Linked DNA regions of Mus musculus: region 1 is linked to region 2. The links are chromatin contacts, found by Hi-C or POLR2A ChIA-PET in ENCODE. All regions are on one chromosome and are shown on one strand. The core of a region is the stretch at or near the end of the contact, and the rest is flanking DNA. Distances in the headings are between cores, read along the strand shown. Region 1 overlaps Eml4 (echinoderm microtubule associated protein like 4). Region 2 holds the start of Eml4 (echinoderm microtubule associated protein like 4).

Region 1 (3,558 bases), core at 254-2,753, 47 kb after region 2:
GGTTTTGCTAATCCTAGATAGAAAGCACTTCTTAACTTCAAGAGGCTGTCATCATGCAGTTTAAAGAACTATAGAACCAGCTGAAATTGGGAGGTTAAAGTTAACATACAACTGCTTCTGGCTCCCTGGGAATCATTATTAAGAATCTGAAGGCTTCCTAATTTGTGATGACTCAGACGCACTCCGCAGCTCACTTAAGTCTCATTAGTCTCTCCATTGCTTACCTATTGATGATCTGTACCAGTTGTTAATCAGAACAGTTGCTTTCTGAATTCTTATTGTAGAATACTCTTTTAAAGGCTCCCACTTTCCCACAAGGTTATTGGAAATAAATGTAGGTGGTTTTCCACATTCCACTTCTATCAGCTTACAGATTCATTGATCCTGTGTAGTCTCCTCTCCTTCACAGCTCTGCATGTTCCGTTTGGGTTACGGTTCATTTATTAACTATTTTTTTGTGTGTGAATGTGTTTATAGCAGTCATATTACTTGTGTTTATTTTGGGTTGGTATAGGTTTTTTGTAAATACAAAGTTTTAAAGTAACAAATTGAAGAAAATCCTCTGCCACCTTCAATACTTTTTTGTGAATCTGTTGTTTAGTTGACTTCAGAAGTGCTCACACAAAAAATACATTGTAACTCTTTCTCCCTTCCTCACTTCTTCCCCTCACCACCACTCCCCCCCCCCCTTCAGAGGTGCCTCTGTAATAACAGCCTCTCACATGAAAAAAAAACCATTATATTCATTGTCACCTGGCTTTACATGGTGTGAGACAGACTGAAATATCTCTGACTTTACGTTACTTGTCAGCATCAATGGTTTAAAATGAGTGTATACAAGCAGTCGTGAATTGTTTTATCTTATAGATTAATTGATACTACTATAGCTTGTAACATTTTAAAATAATTTTGAAAATGACTTAATTATGTTTATTAGTGAAATGGTTATATCATATATAGTCTAAATATTTAGGTTTTAAAATTAATGAAAAGTGATTATTCTTTATGCTCCAAGTGGGTTTCATTTTAAACAAAAGCAAAAGGAAGAAGGAAGTGTGACCTGCCACTGCACGCACAGTGTTTATTTTTATTTCCTACCCAAAAAAATGATCACTTTTGTACTTCTGAAGTGGTATTTATAGAAATGGTACTGTGTTGCAGTTTCAGAAGAAGGAGAACTTGGGTTTGGATTTGAAGCTGTGGATGAGGAGCAGCTGAAGCACCCAAGCCTCCAACCAGCCTCAAGCCAGCGCATGGCTGTGGCAATCACGTCTGTTAGCTGTCTCTGTGGCCTGAGGCAGTTCTGTTTCCTGTTTGCTTGCTCTCCTTCAGCTTCTTTGTGTCACTTTATCAATGAGCAGAAAACTTTTAGCTCAGAGAGCAAAGGGACAGGAGAGGGACTGTCTTAAGCATGTTTTACTTGTGTCAGCCTAGATGGGCTTTGTGATAGGCCATCTGGATGGAGAGGATTTCCTCAGAATGTCAAGTATGTCGTGAGATTTTGAGCTGGGGTTTTCTTGCAGTGTCCGGAAAGGCAGCAGGAAACAGGCAGAAATGCTAAGAGCGGAAGACAGCTTGCCAGTGGCTTCAGTGTGTGATTCCTGTATGTAGAAGAGTCCTGTCTGTCACACTTGACTTGCTTGAACAAAAGAGGCTGGAGGTGGGGACTAATCAAGATCCTGTTCTTCCCTGCACTCTTAAGTGTGCCCGAAAAGAATGGCATAAGTGTTGGCCTAAGTGCTCTGAGTACTTAAAACTGCTCACTTTATAACAAGTGTGTGCTACACGGTTTTCTTCTCCTAAGAAGCATACTCTTCTTAGATATTAATTAGATATTAATCCTTTCTCAAGAATAATATATTACATAAGTTAGTTATGTAATGTACTATTATCCTTGAGAAAAGAATAGAAAGCACTAGCTTTTCGTGGACAGCAATTTAAAATAGTGCCTCCTAAAAAATCAGATTGTATATTTCATCCTCAGTCAGGTCCAACCAAAGCCCTCATGGAAACAGAATTATCTGCACATATTTTAAATTTTGTATTGGATTAATGATAGAATAGTTACTATTTTTTTGAAACTAGGTACCATCCTTGGATTACAGTAGTAAAATGACCTTTTTTCATGTTTTTTTTTTAATTAAGATATTTATTTGTTTTATGTATGTATGCTCTATCTGCAATTATACCTATGTGCCAGAAGACGGGGCATCAGATCCCATTGTAATTGGTTGCAAGCCACCGCATGATTGCTGGGAATTGAACTCGGGGACCTCTGGAAGAGCAACCAATGCTCCTAACTGCTGAGTCATCTCTCCATCCCCCTTTTTCATTTTCTTAAACACAATTTTTTGTGTTATATGCTAGATGACTTTTAGTGACAATAGCTTACAAGGGAAAAGCAGTCTTTTTTAAAGTAGATAAGTGTGTCTCAGTGTTCTGTTGCTGTGAACCATGGCCAAAACAACTCTTCTGAAAGAAAGCTTGGAATGAGGGGCTTCCGTACTGTCTCAGAGGTTTAGTCAATTATGCTCATGGTGGGGAGTGTGATAGCATGCAGGCAGGTGCTGGAAAAGAAGCTGAGAGCACCTGGTCCTCCAGCAAGGCCACACCTCCTAAGTAGTGTCACCCCATGGTAACTAAGTATTCAAATATATGAGCCTGTGGGGACCATCCTTATTTAAACCACCCAAAGTATTATTTCACTTTCAAAATCAGAAAGGAGTCTTGCTTTTGTTATCATTGTATTGTTAAACAGAGGTAATGAATATTACTGATTACTACAAATTTAAAATACCTGAGTTTTAAAATATTATTTAGTTAAAAACTCTTCTTCTAGAAGATTTTTACTTCGGAAATAAGATATTCAGATTAGTAAGAAACATTAAACCCTGCCCGAGTGTGTCTATATGTGCATTTGTGTTTCCAGCATAGACCTTTTCCTTTGGTTTGTTGTTTTGTTTTTAAATTTGTTTATTTTATGTGTATGAGTACACTGTGGCTGTCTTAAGACACACCTGAAGATCTTATTACAGATGAGCCACCATGAGGTTTCTGGGAATTGAACTCAGGACCTCTGGAAGAGCAACCAGTGCTGTATGTGTGTGTGTGTGTGTGTGGTGTGTGTGTGTGTGTGTGTGTGTGTGTGTGTGTGTGTGTGTGTGTGTGCGCGCGCGCGCGCACGCTTTCCTTACAGTTATTTCCTGGAATTAATCTTAGCTATTGCAGAATGCAAATTGGCATTGACTCTTTGATATAGAGTTACATCATTTCTGACTCTCTGCAGACGTATTTAATGACAACCCAGTCCGGTTAATAGTCAAACAATAAAGGTAAGTTGCTGGGTGATGAAGAAGTGCCTCTGCCAGTAGGGAAAAAACAAACTTCTGTATCTCTTTCTCCTTTTTTCCCCCTGTTCCACTAACTGGCAAATTAGTTATAGATTTTGTTGTGTCTTTAAGAGGAGGTATTTGAAGGCCTTGGAGTACTTTGTAATGATTCCATACCTCTCGTTACTGGTAATATGCATTGAATATCATATTTATAAGTTTACAGAAG
Region 2 (3,913 bases), core at 1,081-3,580:
TATGGACATACAGCTGGCCCTGGCAGTATGTGAGGAGTGTGGGAGGAGCAAGGGTTGCAACACACAAAGCCAAAGGGGAAGGTCCTTGCAGTCATCAGATAAGTACATTGTAAGTAGAGAATTTGGCCTTCATTGATGGCAAGCCAAAATAGACATTTGTCTCCTGTCAAGAACATACTCAGTAACGCAGTGCTGTAGAATTTTAAATGTATAATACTTGTGTTTTTCTTTTTAAAATGTGAATCATATGAAATTAATCAGAATGCCTCTAGCAATTATATATAATGTATAGCATATATGTAATATATACATATATGTAATATATACATATATAATATACACGCATATATACATATAATATATACACATATGTAATATATACATATACACACATATATACATATATGTAATATATACGTATGTATACCTATATGTGATATATACATATATAATATATACATATATATACTATATATATGGCTTTACTATAAGTAGGAAATCAAGTTCTACTTCAATTATTGAAAACTTAAAAATTGGTTCACCATGCTAGAAGAAAACCTGACTTACTATTCTCTTCTTTTAGTTAAACATTTTTTAAAAAGCCAATGTCAGGTTTTCATTTGTTGTGCTTGTGCATGCGTGTGCCAGAGGTCAGCCTCAGGTACAGTTCCTCATGAGCTGTTTATGAGATAGGACCTCTCTGTGGAGGCTGGCTGGCCAGGATGCCCTGGCGTTCAGTTTGTCTCTGCCTTCCCAGATCTGGGATTGTAAGTGTACATCAGTACACTTTCCCTGCTTCTGTGGGAAGCACATTACTGACTGTCATCTCTCAGCCTTGCTGTGTCCTGTTTACAACACTGACCTCCTAGGTTTGCTGTGATGTTTCCTTAAGTTTTTAAGTTAGATTTTGTTTGTTGGCTGTTTCCAGAGCTGGGGATCAAACCCAGTGCCTCCTATTTACTAAGCACAATTGGTCACCGAGGTACACTCCCAGGCCCTTAGGAAAGAAGTTTAAAAAGGCATCAAAGGGGAGAGGTATCCTTCAAGGATGTTTAACAATCCTTTCAACCATTTAATTCTGTCAATTCTTTTCATGGCAGTTGTTGTTCCCCATTTCTTCTCTCCTTACTTCAATTTGTTCCTTGTAACCTACAACTCTATTAACAGACATTCTTATTTTTTTCCTAACCCAGCTACTTTAAAAGGTATATCTAATTTAGTCTCTGAGACACCTTACAGTTTTTTGTTACTCTAATCTGCACATCGACCTAGAAGGGACCTAAACTATTCAAATGTCTTTGTAAGGAAAGAGGATAAAATCAGAGGGTTGAGAGCTGGAGAGATATAGCTCAGCGGTTAAGAGCCCTGACTGCTCTTCCAGAGGTCCTGAGTTCAATTCCCCGCAACCACATGGTGACTCACAACCATCTGTAACCGGGTGACAGTGTACCCATATAAATTTAAAAAAAATCTTTAAAAAATAAAATAATAATAATAAAAGATTAGAGGGTTGAAGAAGATGGGATGAGTTTTGGTTGTGCTTGTGCATGCGTGTGCCAGAGGTCAGCCTCAGGTACAGTCTAGCACTTGAATTTGCAAATAAATTAAAGCAAGGCCTAAATTTAGTTAGGTGACTTCATAGATTTGAGCCTAGAACTAAGGTTTATTTAAAAACTAATAGTCTGTGCTATAGTTTCCTGATAGGCTATCCGGTGGCTTTGTGCCCTGATGGGAAGAACAAAAGGAGAGTAAGCCAAGCCAGTCTTTTACGTGCACTTTCCTCATAAGACTTGGGTAAGACGAACTCTTTTCATCCAGCATTAACATTGTTTGCTTGTGCTCTGTCCTAGAACCTGCGGTTGTGGCAGACATGGCCTCAGGCTGGTCAAAAAGTCTTGTCTCTACCTAGAATTCTCACTGACTAGAGGAGAGGGGAACCCCAAGAAGGGGAATCTTTCCTCTCACTCGTTAGCCTCCTCGTTACCTCCCTTCAAAAGAACTCTAGAACTGTGCTCCGCGGGCTTCCCAGAGGGAAAGAATCCCACAGTGCAGGTCAGCTTTCTAGCAGCAGGACACCCACGAGCCCCGTCCACTCAGACCCAGTTTCGGGCTGGAGAATCCTGGTGGCGAAACCGGGCCAGGAACACAAGAGCAGCCAATAGCCTCCTAACTCTCAAGAGTTCTCTGCGGCTGCGGAGGCAGGGCAGAGAGGGAGGGGCGTGTCGCGGGAAGCCCCGCCCCGTTCCGTCACGTGGGGCGGGATCGGAAGCGTGACGGCGTGCGCGGGGGCGGAGCCGTGGCTGCGCGCGGGCGCGGGGGCGGGGCGCGGCGCGGCGCGGCGCGGCGCTCACGGCTGCGGCTTAGGAGAGAGAGAGAGAGAGGGAGAGAGGCCGGGCAGGCGGCGGGCGGCGCGGCTCTCAACCTGATTGACCGACTGACCCTCGGGGCTGACGGGCTGACCGGCGGACGGCGGCGGCGGGAGTCGGAAGCCGCGCCGGGCGACGCTGAGAACCGGCGGGTCAGGTCCCGCGGCCGCCGCACGGTCGGGGCGCTGAATGAAGCGCCCGCCCCGCTGAGCCCCGAGCCCGGCGCGGTCCCCGCAAGATGGACGGTTTCGCCGGCAGCCTCGGTGAGTCCGGCCGCGGGCTCGCGCCCCTCGTACGTAACCCGGGACCCCGGCTTCCTGCGCGCGCGCGCGCCGCGGGCCCTGCTCCCCGGGCTGCCCCTGCGGGTGGCCGCCGCTCCCGGCACATGGTCCCCGCGAGGCTGCAGCCCCGCCGCCGCCTCCGGGACGGGCGGCCCCTCCCCCCATGCAGCCCTCGCCTCCAGACCCTCCCTTCTTCCCAGAGCCCCCTTCAGTGCGGGGGCCCTCCTTCCCCTCAACGACCCTCCAGCCGCTGCTACGTCCCTCCCGGTACACTTAGCACCTTCTTCTGACCCCCCCACCCCGTTAAAGTCAGGGCACCCCTTCATCAAATACAGACTCTCCCTCAGAGTACATCTCTCCACTTAAACGGAATGATAGGCAAGATTGGGGCAGCCTTTCCGGAGGGAGTAGGAATCCCCAGTCCCACTTCTGGATTGGAGTCACCCCTTTCAGTCTTTATATTTGAAGATTTATTAAGTAGCCCTCAGTAACTGACAGCTTCCCTCCACTTCCCTGAACGTTTTGCAGTGGTGGAGAGCATTATCATCTACTCAATACAGGGAAGGAAGAGGCGCATCTGTGTTGGGGGACCCTCTTTAAGAGTGAAAGCAGAAGTATGCTCTCCATGCGTGCTGGAGAGAAGTAATCCTGCCCAATGAACCCATAAGAGGGGGCCTCAATCGGAAAAGAAAGGATTCTCCATTTTTGGAATATGCTGTCTTTGTGGAATGGAGAGAAAGGGATAGGGTATCCTGTTGGCTGAAGTGTTTTCTCAGTGTTCCATTTAACCAGAGTACAGGTGCTAAATGTTGTGACTGACTTGAGGAACAGAACTCCAGGGTAACCAGTACCTGTGTCTGGAATGGCTATTCTTTGAGGCCACTGGAATCCAGTTACTGTAGAGATTTCAGTGTTACGGTGAGAGAAACGATTCTGTTTTTGCTGATACTGCGGTTATGTGATACCAGCGACTGGGTTTGATTTGTATATTTGACTAGTTTATGTGGTAGTAGCGTGTATAGTCGGATGCTTTTCTTTTTCCATTTCGTGATAATAAATCTCTAGTTAGTTAATGTTCACTGATCAGCAAACCATCTGGCACTAAGCCATATTTTAATCTGCCCACACAAGATTGGGATTAGATGGATTTTTTTTTTAAAGTAAAGTTAAAAAGTAAACAGAAGAGCATCAGGCTCTTACAGTTGTTAAATAGTAAAGGCACAATTTTGGTCTTGACTTTCTTGAGGGGAAAAAAAAATCATTGTT

Evidence for each region. Hi-C counts contacts between places; a loop is a spot of excess contacts on that map. ChIA-PET counts read pairs that join two places held with the same protein, here RNA polymerase II (POLR2A).
Region 1: a loop to region 2 is called in a map of heart, with 2.3 times the contacts of the local background. The contact joins the enhancer-like site here to the promoter of Eml4 in region 2. A Hi-C loop is called at or near these places in 4 of 37 maps with a recorded cell type or tissue (heart and v-Abl transformed pro-B cells). POLR2A ChIA-PET finds 5 or more read pairs at or near these places in 1 of 5 experiments (Patski).

Annotation. Positions count from the first base shown.
Region 1 is chr17:83,396,353-83,399,910 of GRCm38, forward strand. The region is part of intron 1 of Eml4 (echinoderm microtubule associated protein like 4); the gene reads left to right. Among named protein-coding and RNA genes, the nearest start is that of Eml4, 47 kb to the left of the region's middle. Within about 2 kb of position 1,504, at least 1 of the 3 ENCODE cell types and tissues checked has a DNase peak (open chromatin) inside an H3K27ac peak, as active enhancers do; it is heart, where a contact is called at or near this core.
Region 2 is chr17:83,348,611-83,352,523 of GRCm38, forward strand. It overlaps Eml4 (echinoderm microtubule associated protein like 4), which reads left to right and starts at 2,331. Exons shown (of 23, transcript NM_001379374.1): 1 at 2,331-2,629. The coding sequence starts at 2,605.